Linked DNA regions of Mus musculus: regions 1, 3 and 4 are each linked to region 2. A link is a loop called in an ENCODE intact Hi-C map of the cell type or tissue named here. Cell type or tissue: heart. All regions are shown on one strand. Region 1 overlaps Selenon (selenoprotein N). Region 2 overlaps Rhd (Rh blood group, D antigen). Region 3 overlaps Maco1 (macoilin 1). Region 4 has its middle 25 kb from the start of Ldlrap1.

The links. Hi-C counts contacts between places; a loop is a spot of excess contacts. Peaks named below come from ENCODE experiments on the same cell type or tissue, not always from the same donor. Only the 100,000 strongest peaks of a DNase experiment are listed, where the experiment ranks them.
Region 1: it touches region 2 in a loop (2.8-fold over the local background); 17 of 42 quality-filtered maps call a loop at or near these places.
Region 3: a loop joins it to region 2, with 2.3 times the contacts of the local background. A loop is called at or near these places in 4 of 42 quality-filtered maps.
Region 4: it touches region 2 in a loop (8-fold over the local background); 20 of 42 quality-filtered maps call a loop at or near these places.

What each region holds. Positions count from the first base shown.
Region 1 is chr4:134,540,627-134,545,626 of GRCm38, forward strand. Selenon (selenoprotein N) reads right to left here. Exons shown (of 12, transcript NM_029100.2): 4 at 4,855-5,000; 5 at 4,563-4,687; 6 at 3,959-4,096; 7 at 2,424-2,505; 8 at 2,087-2,275; 9 at 1,711-1,816; 10 at 197-309; 11 at 8-109. Among named protein-coding and RNA genes, the nearest start is that of Mtfr1l, 7.7 kb to the left of the region's middle. In heart, no CTCF peak of the experiment used is centred here; a DNase peak (open chromatin) is centred at 2,815; H3K27ac peaks cover 422 bases.
Region 2 is chr4:134,877,294-134,882,293 of GRCm38, forward strand. Rhd (Rh blood group, D antigen) reads left to right here. Exons shown (of 10, transcript NM_011270.3): 3 at 2,597-2,747. Among named protein-coding and RNA genes, the nearest start is that of Rhd, 15 kb to the left of the region's middle. In heart, CTCF peaks have their summits at 2,269 (motif pointing left) and 2,962 (motif pointing right); a DNase peak (open chromatin) is centred at 2,268; H3K4me3 peaks cover 830 bases; H3K27ac peaks cover 675 bases.
Region 3 is chr4:134,822,951-134,827,950 of GRCm38, forward strand. The region is part of intron 6 of Maco1 (macoilin 1); the gene reads right to left. Among named protein-coding and RNA genes, the nearest start is that of Maco1, 28 kb to the right of the region's middle. In heart, a CTCF peak has its summit at 2,904 (motif pointing right); no DNase peak of the experiment used is centred here.
Region 4 is chr4:134,790,540-134,795,539 of GRCm38, forward strand. No RefSeq gene overlaps it. Among named protein-coding and RNA genes, the nearest start is that of Ldlrap1, 25 kb to the left of the region's middle. In heart, CTCF peaks have their summits at 2,822 (motif pointing right), 3,027 and 4,655 (motif pointing left); no DNase peak of the experiment used is centred here.

The DNA of each region.
Region 1 (5,000 bases), 340 kb before region 2:
GACCTACCACAGTGCCGTTGGGCAGACAGATCATCATCTCTACAGGAAAGCTGTACTTCTCCAAGTGCAGGCCTGCCAGCTGCCTGTGGAGTGGGTTCTCCTGCTGGGTCTGTGGAGACAATGATACTTCCTGGTATCTGGGCCCAGTGCTGTCGTGGGGACTCCCACAGGCCGCTCCCCCTGATCCCTTGCTCACCTGCAGGTCTTCTAGCTCCTTTACCAGGGACCAGGTACTGATGAAGCTCTCATTGAGGAGAGTGAGGATGGGCGGGCTTTCCAGGACAGTCTCCCGGAGAGTCCGCCCGGAACCTGTTCAGGGTAAGGCCAAGGGTGAGTAGCCCTGATTTTACAGCAATGACCTCAGCTTAGGTAAATTCCGTGGGGTTTTGGAATGTCTCCACACCCAGGTGAAGTAACAGGTTAAAAGAGTAGACAGAAGCTAGGAGTGGTGGCACACACCTGTATCCTAGCACTCAGGAGGCTGACCACAAATTCAGGGCCAGCCTGGGCTACATGGTGAGTGAGTTATAGGCTAGCCTGAGCTACAGACTGAGAGCCTGTCTCAAATGAAAAGCCAAGAACAGACTCTCAAGGAGTAGATGCTGAAGGAGGAAGTTGTAGGATCAGCATGGACAAACTGGCACGCCGAGCTGCAGCTGGGGGTGGCCCAGGGCCTGGTCACAGTGACCGATTCTCTCTCTCTCTTTTCTTTCTATTTTCTTTTAAATAAAAAGGTTTTTTTTTTTTTTTTTTTTTTTTTTTTTTTTTTTTTTTTTTTTAATGTGCTCGGCGTTTTGCCTGCATGTGTGGCTGTATAAGGACATCAGATCCTCTGGAACTGGGAATCATAGACAGTGGTGAGCTTCCACGTGGGCGGTGGGAATTGAACCCACGTTCTCTGGAAGAGCAGCCAGTGCTCTTAACCACTGAGCCATCTCTCCAGTCCCAGTGGCAGATTCTTGATTCCACTTCGTTCTCTGTCTCTAGGGCCTTTACACAGGCACGTTCCACTCAAACCCTCTTCCTCCTGTCATGTGACACACCACTACGCCACCTCTCACCATCCTAGGTTAAATGTCACTTTCTCCAAGAGGCCTCCCAGCTTCTCTTCTGTTACCCCACTTTGCCTTGCACACAGCTCGCTGCCCTGGGGTTACCTGCCCTGCATGTGTCTACACCACACTGGGATAATGCGTAGCTACGGCAGGGACCCATAATGTTGGCTGGGTGACAAGATTAAGGCAGGGGCATTGCTTATCTCATCTTTGAGCTAACTGTTAGATACTCAGAGAACTTTCCAGAAGGTCCTTGGCGGTCATTCTGGATAAGAAACCCAAGCCCAGCTTCTGGTACTGTCTCCTCTCTCACATGTAGATTTTACTTGACAGAATACACGATATGATGACACCCGATACCACGACTGGTATGCTCTGCCCACTTCATGGTTGAGAAAACTGAGACTCAGGGCAAGGATGTTGCTTGGTCAAGGTCACTAAATTAAAATGGCCAAGCATGAACACATCTGCCTGGCCTTTTTCCTACACTTTGGCATTGTCTTCTAGGCTCACCCAAGTACTGCAAGTGACCCTGGGACCTCAGTGGCCCAAGTCCTCATGGCTCCAAGTCTTGTTTGTCCCAGAGCCTCTTGTAACCTAGCCATAGGTATGAAACCCCCCGCTTCCCCTTAGAGCTGACCAGGGCTTCCCTCACCTCAGCAGGACTGGTCGTCCAGGGCCCCCCACAGCAAGATGGAATGAACAAGTTTCTTCTCAGCTCTGGCTCTGTCAAAGGCCTCCGTGAACGGCAGGTAGTTGACCTGTGGTCAAACCAAGACAAGCTACTGAGCGGCCGAGGCCCTGTTTGTGGTTGTGCCAGTGAAGTATTTATGTGTGTGTGTGTGTGTGTGTGTGTGTGTGTGTGTGTGTGTGAAGGGGCATAGCTGAGCCATGTGAGCCTTCTCCAAGCTCAGAGGAGCAGAAGGGACTGCTGTGCCCCAACGGTCCAGCACAGTAGCATGACTAGACCAGAGTTCTCAGCCTTGGCCTCCATCAAGGAGTCTTGCTCTGGCCTTCACGTTCAGCCTCACCTTCTTGAAGGGATACATGGCCACCTCCAGGCGCCGGGCAGCCTCTTCCCAGCTCAGCTCCTGATGCCACTTGATCTCCTCAAACACAAACTGGAGGGGTTCTCCTGAGGGCAGGCGGCTGTCAATCATGTTGCCGTCCTCATCTAGGATCACAGAGGGCACCGAGGGGCCCACAGCCTCCAGCTCCATCTGGGCCGGAAGTCAGTGGTGAGGGGTGTCTCAGAGAAGGGCCCTGAGAAACCTCCAGGGACGCTCTACTCTGCAGAAGTGGGGAGACGGGGCTCAGGGCAAGGCCTTGCAGCTGGACATATCTGGGTGGGGGCACCTGAGTGTTCACCTGGGGGACGTAGCCAATGTCCACCTCCATGTTGCTGGTCTCACTGGCCCCATACAGCCACTCCATGTCCACATTCAGGGACCTGAGGATGGCCAGGGTAAAACAACGTCACCATCAAAGCCCAGGTGACATCTTGTTTAATGCAAGCAGCTGAAGACACAGGGAGTTTGACAGCAGAGCCTGGGCCAGGCCTGGATAGTGCACAGGGCTCTCATAGCACGACCCATAGACTTCTCCTGACCCTTTGTGGCAGAGACAGGGGCAGTGCCCCGCTGCAGGACACAGGATGAGGCAGCAGTAAGACCCAGGTTGGAGCTGAGGCCCAGGACCTCCCGGCTGACTCACCCACAGAGCTCAGAAGTCTGGCTTGCTCAGTGCAGTCTGAAAGTCTGCCACACGGGGGAGCCCCAGGACCACCAAGCAATAGTCTCTGCAAAGTGACTGAACACCCTCAGAGGTGTCCCTGGGACCTGAATCTTAGACAGTCCTAGAAGCAGTAGATCCTGGCTAATCGTCTACCCTCTGTGTTATTTGGTTCTTGAATCAGGTACACTGGTGCCAGCTTCTGCCCAGAACTGGGTTCAACTCATGAAGGGGGTAGGTAGAACACCATGTCTCTGCCCTGCCCCTCTAGAGAGGGAGAGAAAGCACTCTAGTAAGTTCAGGCTCTCCCAACTATTGTTACCCCTGATCCATGGGTAAAACAGTCAGTCTTCTACCAGAACAGTGGGGAAACTGAGGCCCAGAGAGGGCCAGGGCCTTGCTCACAGCCACACAGCCCCCTGCTACCAAGAACAAATTTTGCATTGGGGCCTCAGGACTTCCAGCTCTTGCACAAGACACCATGGGCCTGCTTAAAGTCTACTTGCTATCAGGGAAGACTCTTGCCTCCCTACCCCCACCCCCCACCCCCCGCCAACACTCCACCCCTTGTCCCCAGATCTGCTGATGGGGCTGACCCAGAACAGACAAATAACTAGAGTAACAGTTGTCCCAGAAGTCCCACCAAGACCCTATGATGTCTGCCTTCTCTCAAGCCCATATATGTATTATTTCCTTCCCTCCCCAAGGATTTTGACTAGATGCCACCTCCTCTGGGAAGCCTCCCTGGATTACCATGGGCCCTGCCCAGCTGCTGACCTTCCATGGTGGCACAAGTAGGTGAGGTTCCATGTCTAGGAGGACAAGAGAAACTGAGTCTAGGGAGGACCTACAGCAGCAGTGGGACAATAGCAAAGACCCCAGCTGGCTTGCTTGGCCCTAGGGCCTTGGCTCTGTGTTGAGGTGGAGGTGGAGGGAGTGCCAAGTGCCTGGAGATTATCTGAGAAGATGGTAGGACTGCTCAGCGGTCTCCTGCTGCCTCTTCTTGGTCACCAAGTGGTGGCACTGGGGATTGAGGGAAGGGCAGAGACTGAAGAGTTTATGTGCCCCCTGATTTCTGAGCTCAGGGATAATAGTAGTAGCAGCAGCAGCAGCAGCAGCAGCAGCAGAACACAGGAGAAGGGTGCTGAGGCTGTGCCAGGGCTAGCTCCTACCTGTGATTGGGCACAAACAGCCTGAAGTCACGGATGTGTGTAGCATCTTTGGATAAGATGATATGGCCGGTGAACTGGCCGGGCGAGAACCAGAAGGGGAAGTCAGGAGGCTCGCTGAGCTGAAACTCCGCGTGGATCCTGTAGGGAATGGAGTTTGCTAAGCCTGGATCCCTCCCCAGTCTCTCCCAGAGCCCGGGGAGCCGTGGCCAGACTCCTGTGTGGTCAGAGTCAAGGAGAAAGCAGGAGATACCACCAATGTCACTCCTCTAAAAGGCTCTGTGCCATCTTCCTTAGAAGCCTTGCCCCAACCCTCTCTGCCATCCTTCTCCAGAGTGTGTGTGTGTGTGTGTGTGTGTGTGTGTGTGTGTATTTCATACCCTGGCCCTGTGTGTGAATGACACCATCCTGGTCACCAGCTAATTCCAGCTCAGGGCTAAGCAAGTTCCAGACACCTCTCACCAAATCTGTAGGAAGTTACTACTCCCCTGACCCACCGAGGAGGAAACAGATGCTCAGAGAACCGAAGCCCAACAGGGAGGGAGGTGGTAAAGTTGGGGGTCTCTGGCTTGGCTTTCTCCTACACTTCAAGCACAGTGACACTCACCGGAACATCACGGTGTAGTAGGAATCGCTGATGGCAGTCAGACAGGCCACGGTGCCCTGAGGGGCAAAGCGGGTCTTCACGAAGGGGCGTGGATGGAACATGCTTAACAGGCGATGGATGATGACCTAGGGCGGCAGTAAGATCCTAGCTGGTTTGTCAGCTCTGGACCCGAAGGCCCCAAGAGGGAGACTGAGGGGGAGGGATGCCTGGTTCTTGGGTCCAGGTTCCGATAGAAATGGCCACTCCCAAGGTGGCTCCAGGCAGAAGTTGCATCTCCCAGTGCTGTCCTTACCTCCTTGCCCTTGGGCGGTGGTGGGTAGAAGCGGTTGTTGGACAAATAGCCCGTGAAGACGCTCAGCTCCCCGGGGATAATCCACCAGGGCTGGCCCAGCTCCTGACCTGGAGGGGGCAGGAAGGGCCGGAAGTGGCGGGCAGCAA
Region 2 (5,000 bases):
ATGATGCCTCACAACTATCAGTACAGTTACAGTGTACTCATATACATAAAATAAATAAATCTTTAAAAAATTCTTGCAAAAAAAGTACACTGTAGCTGTTTTCAAAACAGAAGAGGGCATCAGATCTCGTTGCAGATGGTTGTGAGCCACCATGTGGTTGCTGAGATTTGAACTCAGGACCTTCAGAAGAGCAGTCAGTGGTCTTAATTGCTGAGCCATCTCACCAGCCCTAGAGAGGCGCTATCTTTAAAGACAAAAAACAGTGGCTGGTTATTGGTTATGCATGCCTTTAATCCCAGCACTCAGGAGCCCTAGGTAGGTGGATCTCTGTGAGTTTGAGGCCAACCTGGTCTACAGATCGAGTTCCAGGACAGCTGGGGCCACACAGAGAAACCCAGTCTTGGAAAATTTTTTTTTTTTTTTTAAAGATTTATTTATTACCTGTAAGTACACTGTAGCTGTCTTCAGACACACCAGAGGAGGGTGCCAGATCTCGTTACAGATGGTTGTGAGCCACCATGTGGTTGCTGGGATTTGAACTCTGGACCTTCGGAAGAGCAGTCGGGTGCTCTTACCCACTGAGCCATCTCACCAGCCCCCGGAAAATTTTTTAAAAAAAATTATATATATAATTAGATTACATTAAAATAATGATAACGGACATCTCACCCCTGAGAGCAGAGAACACAGCTGTTACTTGATCCTGGAGGCTGGGTTCCTCAGCAGTTGGCACAGGATGCCGACCACGTGGTACTTGCTCAGACCTGGGGGCTTACTGGTCCTTCGTGCATGGTGGATGCTGCTTCTAAATATCAGCAAATGACTTAGCAGAAGCAGTGTGGATCAACTGGGCAGCGAGAGGGAAGGCCTGGTGGGCGGGGCCTGGAAGAAAATGCCCCATGGACATACACACAGGCCTATCTGATGGAGACAGTTCCTCAGTTGAGGGTCTCCTCTCACAAGAGATCCTCCTGCCTCAGCCTTCTGAGTGTGGAGATTACAAGTATGCTGTTACTTTTATGTGGTAGTGGGGGGTCAGAAGACTCCCTAGAAAGTCCAGGCGGTGATCAACTTCCTTGTTGTGTCTGATGTGTGTTCAAGAATTCTGCTCTTACCGGAACTCCCCAGGTGTTGTCTCTATCCTAGACAGGAAGTCATCCAAGGTCCCGATATTGCTCAGTCAGCCTTTTAAAATCCCCCCCCCCCCCTTATTTTTTCAAGACAGAGTTTCATTTGTTGTGTAGCCCTGGCTGTTCTGGAACTCACTCTGTAGAGCAGGCTGGCTTCGAACTCACAGACATCCTCCTACCTCTGCCTCTGGAGTGCTGGGATTAAAACACATGCCACCACTGCCCGGCTGAATCAGGCTTTTTAACCACCCCATGTCAGGGTCTTCCCACACTGCCCACTGCCCAGTGATTTCTGTACTGAGCTTGTCAGAGCAGTAAGCACTCACTCATCAAGAATAGCCTGTCTGGTCGCAGTGACCACCGAGATTCCCCACATACTGAGTCACTCCTGGTCCACACAGGACCTCTTCCCCATGTCCTTCTCTTACCTTCCCCTCACACCTTTGAGCCTCATGAACAACAGTGATTGCTAGGAAGGCTGTGTGCAGATGAGTGGACTCTGGCTTTAGATCTGGCTTCAGATCTGGGACCTGAATCTCATGTTTGTTATCAGTAGGTACTAGCCATCCTTCCGACTCCCTAGCCTCTTGTACACTACAGAGAACGTAGTGCCGACCTAGCAATCCCTGCTGATGGAGGGCTGACCTTTAACCTTGGACATCTCCGCAGCCTCTAAACAGCATCCGGATGCCAGCTTCATTAAATTCCTAGGCTTCAGAGAAAAGCTCAGTGCCACCTCCCCCTGGAGGCCCTCCCTGATAAGCCCAGTTGGCACAGCTGTCTCAGGAAGCCCCGTGTCTCCCAAGCCAACCAAAATCACTTTGAAAACAAAACAAAACAAAATAACAACAACAATGTTTTTCTCTACCCGAATCCCAACACCAAACCTGCACACTTGTCCAGGAGAGGAAGGATTTGACAGTCTTCATAATGCCTGCCCCAATTTACGAGTTTCCTCTTCAAGTGCTTGCCATTGCTAATCATTTTTGTATTATATATGCATATACAATGTCTTCCTTCTAACCCCTGGCCCAGCTCCGGGGAAACCAATAGGTCATTCTTATTTTACTGGCGGATGCTCCGTAAGATTAATGAGCCGCTTGGGTGGTGGGCCAGCAGGTACACGGGCGCCCTCTACTGAGCATCTGAGTGGCCACGGCAGAAAGGAAGTGTGAGGTGGCAGTGAAATTCAGGCAGCTGTGTCCCTGAGGAAGAAAAAGCCACTTTGAGTCGCAGTGACTTGTAGGAGAGGCTCTGAGACTCCCAGCATCACTGTATCGTGTCTTTGTGCAAAGAAAACTCAGACCACAGGTGCCGCCCTGATGGAGCACAGGACAGCCCCACTCTGCCTCTGTAGCGTTCCTGTGGGCGGGGCCTGAAGAGAGAGAACTCTTCTTCGTCCTCTCATCCTCTCTCTCCCTCTCTCTCCCTCCCCTTCCTACTTGCCTCCTAATCCCGCTTTTCAGCATCCAGATAGCTACCATGAGCACCTTACCTGTGCTGATCTCAGCGGGCGCTGTCCTGGGGAAGGTCAACCTGGTGCAGCTGACCGTGATGGTGCTGATGGAGGCAATGGCCTTTGGTGCCATCAGATTTGCCGACGAGAAGGTCTTCAAAGTGAGTTCCCTGGGCTGTGAGGGGGGACCTTGTGAGGGGGATCTTGGAGAAGGTGGGGAGGTAGGACGCTACCCCAACTGGAACTGCAAGTGGTTAGGCTCCACTGAGGGTTAAACACAGCAAGCGAGGGCCTGGAGCTTCACAAGGTGTTTGTTTGTTTGTTTGTTTGTTTGTTTTATGTATCAGAGTGCTCTATCTGCATTACACCTGCCCGCCAGAAGAGGGCGTCCGATCCTGTGATAGATGGTTGTGAACCACCATGTGGTCCTGACTTTGGGAGAGCACCCAGTGCTCTTAACCACTGAGCCATTTCTCCAGCCTCTTCCTAAGGTTATTAAGGGATGCGTTAAGATGAATTCCCAGAATGCAGTAGTCAGGGTTCTCTAAAGAAAGAACTGATAGAATATGTATAATATTTCAGAGTGACTAACAGGCTAGCCCAGCTAGCCCAACAATCACTAACTCCCAATGGAAATCCCAAGAATCCCGTAGTTGTTCAGTCCGCGAGGCAGGGTGTCTCAGCTGGCCGTCAGTAGACACTGGAATCCTAAAGGAACCGGTCCTAGCACCCGTGAAGGACTAAACTTGCCAGTGAGAGTGAGGGCCAGCAGGCAAAGAGCAAGCGCTTTTTCCTTCCATGTCTAAGATCTCTTGGGTTTCAGTTCATTCTAGATATAGTCGACAACCAAGCATAGCCACCACACGCAGCTGGCACACCACTCACACCTCGATGGCAGTGGTCCAGCGAGTTACAAGTTGAGTGTCTCATTTTATGCTGACGGAGTCGTTGTTGTTGTTTTATTGAGACAGGATCTCACTCTGTAGCCCTGGCCAGCCTGGAACTTGCTATGTAGACCAGGCTGGCCTCAAACTCACAGAGATATACTTATCCCTGCCTCAAGAGTGCTGGGGTTATGGGGGCTGGAGAGATGGCTCAGTGGTTAAGAGCACCGACTGCTCTTCTAAAGGTCTCCTGAGTTCAAATCCCAGCAACCACATGGTGGCTCACAACCATCTGTAATGAGATCTGACACCCTCTTCTGGTGTGTCTGAAGACAGCTGTAGTGTACTCATATACATAAAATAAATAAATAAATCTTTAAAAATTAAAAAAAAAAAAAGAGTGCTGGGGTTAGCTGGGCGTGGTGGCACACGCCTTTAATCCTAGCACTCAGGAGGCAGAGGCAGGCGGATTTCTGAGTTTGAGGCCAATCTGAACTACAGCGTGAGTTCCAGGACAGCCAAGGCTATACAGAGAAACCCTGTCTCAAAAATTAAAAAAAAAAAAAAAAAAAAAGAGTGCTGGGGTTAAAAGTGTGCACTGCCACACTCACCGCTAGTGTCTCCTTTTAAAGCAATCTTTAAAGCCATCTCAAGGTTAGCATAACGTCTTTCTGAGAGGGGCTGTTGTGAGTCTAGGTTTGAAGCCAGCCCATAAGGGTGCCAGTCCAATGGCTTTCCCAGTCCTTCTGTCTGAACCCTGACCCTGCCGTGACCCCGAGGGATGAGATGGTCAGTCTTCTTACCTCATAGATGAGAAAGCCAATGCTCAGAGAGGGGAAGGAACTATGCCAAATCACACAGCATCATAGCAGCAGGGAGTCTCAGCCTCTGTTAGGAGTAAAAGCGCCGGAGTTGATGTCAGAGCCCGAGGTGCACCCCAGCTCTGCCCCCAGCAGAGTCCCCAGGATTAACTTCTTAGTGCCTCAGCCTCTTCATTTGCCTCTGGAGGGTGACTCCACTGCCTCAATGGTCTGGGGAGTGCGTGTATTAATCCACTGACGTGAGATGGCTCTGTGGGAAAGAGCGAGGTTGCTCAAGCATGAGGGTCTGAGTTCAAATTCCCAGCACTCTTGCAGAATCTAGGTGCAGTTGAGGATGTGCCCATAAGCCCAGCACTGGGGGTCGGGGAGACAGACAGACTGCTGTGGTGTGCTGCTGCTATCCTGGCTCCAGGCTCAGTGAGAGACCCTGTCTCAAGGAAAGAAGGTGGACTGAGCAGGACATGTGATGGCCTGTTTGCATTAACCTGAAAACACACACACACATCACACATCAAACATCACACACCACACATCAAAAGAGAGAGCGTCTTAGTGGTGGTTTCATTGTTGTGATAAACACCGTGAGCAAAGCAACTTTGGGGAGGGAGGGGCTTGTTTCAGTTTTGAGACTGCGGTCTATCATGAAAGCAAATTAGGGTAGGAACTCAAGGCAGGAACTAAGGCAGAACCCTTGGTGACCTGATGCTTG
Region 3 (5,000 bases), 54 kb before region 2:
ACTTGGTTGACATACATGACCTCGCTGCTTTCTGGTTTAACTAGAATTTTTGCCACATTAAGAATAAAAACATTTTTGGCTACTAACATTTTAAGTCTGTTTTAAAATATCCTGAGCCAAGAATTCACAAAATCCCCAGGAATGGTGCATGCCTTTAATCATAACATTCAGAAAGCAGAGACAATTGATCTCCACGTTCTCAGCTACCCTGATCTCCATAACAAGTTCCATGACAGCCTGAACTATATAGAAAGATCCTGTTTAAAACAAAAACAAAAACATACATACAAAAAGAAACAAAAATAAAAAAAGAATTCACAAAAATCAAGTTGGAACAGAGTCCTTTAGTAAGATAATGGGTTTCTCAAACCAAAAGAGGACTTTGGACTGGCCTTGGCAAATTCCCCAAGTTTTCTGGGAAAAGCCTATAGGCAACGTGTATACTGTATCATGCCCAAGTACCCAGACCCCCTTGCCTAGACGCCTTTACTTAGCCATTTCTCCAGCGTAAGGTTTCCTGGTCTCATACCTAGCGTCTTTTTCATTCACTCAGCTCCGTGCTCCCAGGTTACTCTCTTAGCTAACACATATTCATTCACTATGAACCTTTTTTTAATAAAGACACAAAGATGAAGACATTCTATTTTAATAGAATTTCACAATCTATTAAAAGGAAAGAACAAACAAGAGCTGTACCCAGCAGGCCAACACATTTTCTGAATAGGGGCAAAAGGTAAGTATTTGTGGCTTTGTAGCTACAGTCTGTCACAGCTACTCAACTCTGCCACAAAAGCAGCCACAGGAACTGTGTAAACAAGCGAGCTATGCTCCAACAAAATGCATAAGGAGAGCAGCTGTGTGAAGGTGGAGAGGGCTCAGTGGAGCAGAGTACACTCTTCCTGTGCAGATCTTGGTTCCTGACACCCACCTCGGGTGGCTCACAAGTCTAGTTCCAAGGAATCAATGCTCCCCTCACACTTCTCCCTGCACTGTACTCACATACAGAAAACAACACACGTGGGAGCCTGCCTGCACAGACACACACAGACACACAATTAAATAAAAATAACCTTGGCATGATGGCACACAAATTTAATCTCAGAACTCAAGAAGCAGAGGGAGGTCGATTTGTGGGACTTTGAGACTAGCTGGGTCTATACTCTTCCAGTTCCTGGCCAACTAGGATGACAAAGTGAGCCCTTTTCTCTAATAAATAAACAATATGTAACATTTTAAAAAATTAAGTATCAGGCCAGGCAGTGGTGTGAGCCCCTTTAATCCCAGCACTTGGGAGGCAGAGACAGGTAATTTCTAGGAATTCAAGGCCAGCCTGGTCTACAGAGTTATGGGTACCAAGGCTACATAGAGAAATCCAGTCTCAAATAATTTAAGTAAAAATATTTAAAAATAAAACCTTAAATAAACAAACAGCAACAACAAAAACTACAGTGTACTTATGTATAATCTTTGGGCCAGAGCAAGCAGGGACTGAGTTGACCGGAGTGAGCAGAGGTCCTAAAAATTCCCAACAACCACACGAAGGCTCACACTATCCATACAGATACAGTGTACTCACATACATAAATAAATAAGACTGTTGTAGACAAGTTTCTAGGGCACTTACTAAGTGATTGATGTGGGAGGGCCCAGCCCATTGTAGATGGTAGCACCCTGGGTTCTGTAAGAAAGCAAGTGGAGCAAGCTACGGGGGAGCAAGCCAGTGAGCAGCACCCCTCCATGGGCTCTGCATCAGCTCCTGCCTCCAGGTTCCTGCCCTGCTTGAGTTCCTGTCCTGACTCCTTTGGTGATGAACAGTGATGCTAAAGCAAATAAACTCTTTCTTCCCCAAGTGACTTTGCTACGGTGTTTGATCACAGCAATGATAACCCTAAGACAGAGACAACTGAGTTCAGCTTGTTCATCTAAAGATGACACACTCACTCTACTCAGAAACTAACACCTTAAACACAGCAGTTAATGGCATTCAACAAGCATACATACATCAAAATCAGACAAGCAAGAGAAAAAGAAATGGCAAGGCCTTCTCTAACCATAGTAGATAATTTTCTTAGAAAAATGCTTTTCTCGGCTGGAGAGATGGCTCAGAGTTAAGAGTACTGGTTGCTCTTTAAGAGGACTTGGGCTCATTTCTCAGCACCCACATGGCAGCTCACAACTGTAACTCCAGTTCCAGGTGGTCCAACACTCTAATACAGACACTTGTGCAGGCAAAACACCATGCATGCATGCATGCATACATACATGCATGCATGCATACATACACACACACACACACATGCATATGTATATATACATACACATAAATAATAAAATCAAAAATTTTTTTCTCCTTTCAAATGCTTTCATTATTATTCACCTGGAGAATTCTGGAAATGTGTGTAAGTAAAGAGAAAAAATGTCTGTCTAATATACCACAGGCTGTAGCTTTTGTCAACATTTCAGCTTTTCGCGTCAGATCTCTTTTTTGTATACATTGGGAAAGATGTTTCTAATTACATTGCTTTGTCTTCTTTATGGAGCCTCATATTGTGAATAGTTTCTAAAGTTCTTTAATACTCCCAAAAGTATGATTTTTACAATAACTGTACTAGAAGACAGGTGCAGTGGCATACTCTAATTCCAGCACTCAGGAGGCAGAAACAGGCAGATCTCTGTGAATTCAAACCCAGCCTGGTCGCTAGTGACTTCCAGGACAGCCAGAGCTACACAGAGAGACCCTGTCTCCAAAGTAAATAAAAAATAAAAGGTGCACACACCTTTAATCCCTGCAGAGACAGGTGGGTCCAGGACTATTTATATAAATTTCTCTCACTGTTGGATAGTTGGGTTGCTTTTCACAGGGTTCTCACTGTGTAGCTCTGACTATTTTTTTTTTAAAGATTTATTTATTATATGTAAGTACACTGTAGCTGTCTTCAGACACTCCAGAAGAGGGCGCCAGATCTCATTACGGATGGTTGTGAGCCACCATGTGGTTGCTGGGATTTGAACTCCGGACCTTCGGAAGAGCAGTCGGGTGCTCTTACCCACTGAGCCATCTCACCAGCCCAGCTCTGACTATTTTGAACTCACAGAGATCCAGGTTCTAGGATTAAAGGTGTGCACCACCACACCTAGATCCCTTTTATCCTCATAGTACATTAAAAGTTGAAAATAGCTGGGCGTGGTGGCGCACCCCTTTAATCCCAGCACTCGGGAGGCAGAGGCAGGCGGATTTCTGAGTTCGAGGCCAGCCTGGTCTACAAAGTGAGCTCCAGGACGGCCAGGGCTACACAGAGAAACCCTGTCTTGAAAAACCAAAAAAACAAACAAACAAAAAAGTTGAAAATAATTCTATAGAAGTTTTAAAACTACTTAAATATATTTTCTATTAACTTTCTGACAGCAAGTACTTCTCTAAAACAGAAACTTACTCTGGGGGTGCCTACAGGTGAAGATACAGTCCACACTGGTGACAACAGGAGGCAGCAGTCCCCAGGAGCAGGCAAGGGGCACAAATACCACAGCCCTAGGTCACTGGTCATTTGGGTCCTCAATCTTCTATACCAAAGGTAGATCAGGTAGCAGGAGGCAATTAGCATCACAATTAGCTGGGCTGCCTGAGAAGGCAGTTTCACCTCACTTGCAACACCAAACAAACACAGGAAACCTGTTTTGGTACTAAAATCATGTAAAGATGTTAAATAACTTGCAGCAAAGGTGTCACCTGCTTTATTTAGCCAATTTTGGGGAATTCCTTCTGAAATAAGATGCACAATAACTGGTCTCTCCACTCTGAACATCTGAAAGAACTTTCTTCTGACTTCATCGGCAGATAATAGGGAAGCTGTGGATGGACTCCTGCACGGCAGAGGCAATGGTGTGCGTCCAAAGGGGCACAGAGACCTGCTTCAGGAGTGAGAGATACTATAGATCCCATTTCTCTTCTCTTGCTATCACTCACAATATTAAAACCAATCAATACTCTGGTTTACATGTTTTACCATGATAAAAACTCTTCTTCAAAGAATAAATTGTCCTTGGCCTTTAAAAATGCCAAAGAAAGTGGAATATAAGAAACTTACTGAACTGAGTAAGTTACATACAGCAAAAACAAAAAACAGCCTCCAGTTCAGCTCTCAGCTTCCAGATTGAAGACAGAGTTAACAACACACCTGTTTGCCGGTCAGTGTCACATACCATTGTTACTTTTAGTTAATTAAGGTTGAGAAGAGGCATGTTTCTGACTAAATCTACATCTAGTATTATGTTCCCACATGGAATTTTTATCAAGAGATTTCCTTTTTCTTTTGTTTTAAAAATGTATTTGTTGTGTGTGCAAGTGTTTTGTGTGTGTGTGTGTGTGTGTGTGTGTGTGTGCATGTAGGTCAGAGGACAACTTGCCAGCATCTGTTCTCTCCTTCCTCCATGTGGGTCCCAGGGATCACCAGGCCTTATCTATGGATAATTTATTTTTTTTTATTTTTTTTGGCTTTTCGAGACAGGTGTAGCCCTGACAGTCCTAGAACCCACTCTGTAGACCAGGATGGCCTCAAATTCAGAAATCCTCCTGCCTCTGTCCCCCAAGTGCTGTGATTAAAGGCATGCACCATCACTGCCCGGCAGTAATTTAAATTCTAATTACAGAAAGAAACTAACCAATAAAACAAGCTCAGGGTAAAAGGACAAATTTCTTACTCTTCTCCCCATCTGTCAGTTTGATCATAGAGAAATTTGCATCAACAAGGCACAAACTCTTCTTGTTGTCTTTTTGTCAAAAAGAACCTTCGATAGGCAAACATAAAGAGGCAGGATGAACACACAGCGTCTTTTAGGACCACCAATCAGGCAGCATGTACATCTGTCCCCTCTAATTTAGAATACAGGAAAGGTTAAATCAAGTCTTTGCTATGCCTACACAGGTGCCTACAAACCCGTGTAAAGCAAACCACCTGCCTGCTGCCAGTCTCAGCGTTGATCAGGAACAACTCCTGCAGGCC
Region 4 (5,000 bases), 87 kb before region 2:
AGGCTGGGGCAGCAGCCTGCTTCCATCTCTGTTCCTAGTTCCTCATAACTACCTGCACCATGGGCACCCAGACCCACCACATCCAGGTTCCTCTGCCCCGGGGCACGGGGTCAGGGACAGTGCAGAGGTTAGGACATTAAATGGGTGTCACAAGTGTGCTGCTGGTGCCCATTCGCTGTGGTTGTTGCCATGGTTCTGGGGCTGATATAGCCCCGTGTGCTCGTCCACTGAGTTACACCGGCCTTCCTTTTCACTCTTTACCTTTAAATTTCAATTACTTATATATTTTTTGAGATTGTTCACACGTAGCCCAGGCTAGCCTTGAACTCATTATCTACTTTTACATTTCAATTACTTATATATTTTTTGAGATTGTTCACATGTAGCCCAGGCTAGCCTTGAACTCATTATCTAGTCAAGGATGACTTTGAACTTCTGGTCTACCTGGGGATGATTTTCAGTGTACATAGAGGGAGAAGGCAGGTAGTGGAGTCATCCAGGCTGAACATGGCTGGCTGGCACACTGAACCAGACCATGAGCAGAGGGAGGAGGAGGGGCAAGAGAAGAGCTGCAGACCAAGAGGCCAAAGACAGTCCACCAGGTGGGGCTGCCTGGCCACTTTAGACTTTTTGTTTTGAGCCATGGTCTGAGGTGTCCAGATTCTATAGCCCAGAAAAGCCTCCAACTAGAAATTCTCCTGCTTCAGCCTTCCAAACAGAGGGGTTTGCAACGCCAGGCCCAGCTCAATGGTATCCTTTACTATGCTGGCCGCAAAGGCCCATTTCCTACTTCAGGAGAGAGGATGAGCGAGGGGACAGACCCAGATGGGAACCCCATGCTGCCAAGTTCCTTGGCCTGGCTGACTAGTTTTGTCACCTCTCTGGTCCTTGAAGAAATACTCTTGGGTGAGGCTCTCCTAGAGGCCCAGAGAGGGCAAGAAAGCAGTCAGGAGCTGCAGAGCAAGACGGTGCCTAGGCTGGTACTAGAAGCCAGTGAATTTCTGCCCAGGCCTTGTTTCAGAGTCCCCAAGGCCTTCCAGCTCCACTCTGGTCCCACCCTGTACCCACCTGATCCCTTCTTTCCGGAAGATTCCACGCCCCAGTGGCAGCTATCACGGAGAGGCACTGAGGCCTCCTTCCTTCTCTTCCTCCAGAAGGTGATAGACTGGACAATGCAATTGAAAATTTTGGTCACATTGCAACGTCTGGGTTACCATGGTGACCTCACTTGAAATTTGCTTCACTGGGGAAGATAGTGATAGCAGAGTATTCACTGCTGGTGGCCCACAGCCACCGTGGGGTGCCCCATGGACTCTCATCACGGACGAAGCAGCTCCTTCAAATGTCTCCAAGGATGCAGGGGAGGGAGACGATTGGCCTGCTCAGCCCTGCACCCTGCAGCCACTGTCGGGAGAGGCACTCTCTGTCCCCTTTTAGAGGTGAACAAGTCAAGGCTCAAATGAGTGTGTGACTTATCCCAGGGCCACCCAGGATCCTGGCCCCAGCAGTAACTGAAAGGCTGGTGTTCCAGGTTTCAGGGCATCTTTGGTGGCTGCCAAGGTTGGGGACACCCAGCTACAGGGCTTCTCTTCCCTTCCCTGGTGAGTTATTCCCATGGGGGGGGGGGGCGCTGCTCTGTAAATGCCAGGCTAGTGGGTAGCTTTCACTTAGTCCTTAGTCCTTTGGGTTGGGAGCAGGGAGGGGATCCAAAGGCAGATGTGAGGGGACTCCAGGTAGAGCACAGCCTCTGCTTTTCAGACAGAGGGCCTTTTAGAGTAAAGTCCCTCATGGTGTTTGCCTCTGGTACTCCCTGCCAGGGTTTCATGCACCACCCCACCTAGTCTTATAGAAAGAGAGATGTGGTTTGATTGAGAAAGTCCCCATGGGCTTGGGGAAGGATTAGGAGGTGTGGCTTTGTGGGAATTGGGGTGTCACCAGGTGTTTACAGGTTCAAAAGTCCAAGTCAGGACCAGTGCCCTGCCCCGCAACCTGCTGCTTGTGGATTGGGATGTAAAGCGCTTAGCTAGTTCACAGCACCATGCCTGCCTTCATGCCACCATACCCACCACCATGGTGATCAGGGACTAGTCCTATAAACCATAAGCAAGCCCCAAATTAAGGGGTCTCTCTTGTGTGGGTTTTTTTTTTCCAAGACAGGGTTTCTCTGTGTAGCCCTGGCTGTCCTGGAACTCACTTTGTAGACCAGGCTGGCCTCAAACTCAGAAATCTGCCTGCCAAGTGCTGGGATTAAAGGTGTGCACTACCACTGCCCGGCTAGGTGCTCTCTTATAAGAGTTGTCTTGGTCACGGTGTCCCAATAGAATGCTAAGACAGACACGTAATAGAATGAACAAGAGAGCTCTCTCTAGACCAGGCCTTGCTCTGGTGCACAGCTGGAGTGGGCTGGGACTCTCCGCTGGAGGACAAGACCAGGAGGAAGAACCAGGATGGGTTCCTGTCTAGAAAATAGAGACTGTGGCTCAGAAACAAAGAAAGCAGCCGGGTGTGGTGGTGCACGACTTTAATCCCAGCACTCGGGAGGCAGAGGCAGGTGAATTTCTGAGTTCGAGGCCAGCCTGGTCTACAGAGTGAGTTCCAGGATAGCCAGGGCTACACAGAGAAACCCTGACTCAAAACAAACAAACAAACAAACAAACAACAAAGAAAGCAGCTGTGAACTTGGGAGCTCAACTAGGGAAGTGGACTTCAGCAACGGGTGAAGGTCTGGCTCTGATACCTCTAGTTGCATCCAAAAAAACGGGGCTTTGTGATATTCATGCATCCCGATTCAAATCAAACCTGTGACTTTAGTATGCTGCCACCAGGTGGCGGTATAACATGGCCACTCAGATTGAACTTGATTAAAAAGAAAAAATTCACTTAGTTTTCAAGACAAAGTCTTTAAAGACTTTCTGGCTGGGGAGATGGCCCAATGGGTGACATGACCGCTGTACATGAAGTTTGTCCCCCAGAGCCAAATAGGGTGGTGTGCTTCTAGAATCCCGGAGTTTCTACAGAGAATTGGGAAGCAGAAGACTCCAGATGTTAATGGGCCATCTAGCCTGGTATACACAGAAGATTCTCCTCTGACCTCCCCGGGTACACTGTGACATAGGCATACCCAGAGTCACATACACGATTTTAAAAGATTATTTGATGTCTCTCTGGTGTGTGATAGGGGTGGGGAGTAACATGTAGTATCTGCATTGGCCAGAAGAAGGCGTACAATCCCTTTGAGCTGGAGAGACAAGTGGTTGGGAGCTGCCCAGAGTCGATGTTGAGACCTGAATTCAGGTCCTCTGTAAGAACAGCCACTGTTCCTAACCACTGAGCCACCTTTCCAGCTCTACACTGAAATGTGTTGTTGTTTTTTAAAATTATAGCTATATAAATCTTATTGTTTAATTTTTAAAGATTTTAAAGTTTTAAATGTATGAGTGTTTTGCCTGCATGTATATATGTCTATATACCAAGTGCATGTCTGGTACCCATGGAGACCAAAAGAGGGTCCCAGATCTGCTGGACTGGAGTTAGAAACAGCTGCAAGCTGCCACCCTGTAGTTGCCTCCCAAGATGCTGGGAATCAAACTCAGGTCTTCTGCAATAGCTGCGAATCAGGATATTTTAAAGTAAGTCACCCATGATACACATGCTCCATTCTTCCCTGACGACCCATTGTTTTTTTAAAAGATTTATTTTGGGGCTGGTGAAATGGCTCAGTGGGTAAGAGCACCCGACTGCTCTTCCGAAGGTCCGAAGTTCAAATCCCAGCAACCACATGGTGGCTCACAACCATCTGTAACATGATCTGACTCCCTCTTCTGGAGTGTCTGAAGACACTACAGTGTACTTACATATAATAAATAAATAAATCTTCAAAAAAAAAAAAGATTTATTTTATTGGGGAGGGGCTGGGCTGGAGAGATGGCTCAGTGGTTAAGAGCACTGGCTGCTCTTTTGGAGTACCCAGGTTCAATTCCTATCGCTCACAGAGGGACACACAACTGTCTGTAACTCAGCTCCAGAGGACCTGGTGCCCTCTTCTGGCCTTCATGAGCACCAGACACACACGTGGTCCACAGACACACATGCAGACAAAATACCATACACATAAAATAAAAATAATGAAAGTGGGTTTATTTATTTATTTATTTTAATTTTATGGTTTTGGTTTTTCAAGACAGGGTTTCTCTGTGTAGCTCTGGCTGTCCTGGAACTCACTTTGTAGACCAGGCTGGCCTCAAACTCAGAAATCTGCCTGCCTCTGCCTCCCAAGTGTTGGGATTAAAGGCATGTGCCACCATGCCTGGTAAAAGTGAGTTTTTTTTTTTTAAAGGATTTATTTATCCTGTGTATATGAGTACACTGTAGCTGTCTTCAGACACACCAGAAGAGGGCATCAAATCCCATTACAGATGGTTGTGAGCCACCATGTGGTTGCTGGGAATTGAACTCAGGACCTCTGGAAGAGCAGCCAATGCTCTTAACCACTGAGCCATCTCACCAACCCCAATAAAAGTTTTTTTAAGAGTGAAAAATATGGGTTGGAGAGATGGCTCAGCATTTGAGAGCACTGTCTGCTCTTCCAGGGCTCCTGAGTTCAATTATCAGCAACCACATGGTGGCTCACAACCATCTATAATGGGATCTGATGCCCTCTTCTGGCATGCAGGTGTACATGCAGATAGAGCACTCATACATAATTTTTTTTTTAAAAAGTGAAAAATATTTACCTCATTATGTGTGTGTGTGTGTGTGTGTGTGCTGTGTGTGTGTGTGTGTGTGTGCTGTGCTGTGTATGTGTGTGTGTGTGCTGTACTGTGCTGTGTAGGTGTGTGTGTGTGCTGTGCTGTGCTGTGTAGGTGTGTGTGTGTGTGTGCTGTTCTCTGTGTGTGTGTGCTGTGTGTGTGTGTGCTGTGTGTGTATGTGTGTGCTATGTGTGTGTGTGTGCTGTGCTGTGTATGTGTGTGTGTGCTGTGCTCTGTGTGTGTGTGTGTTCT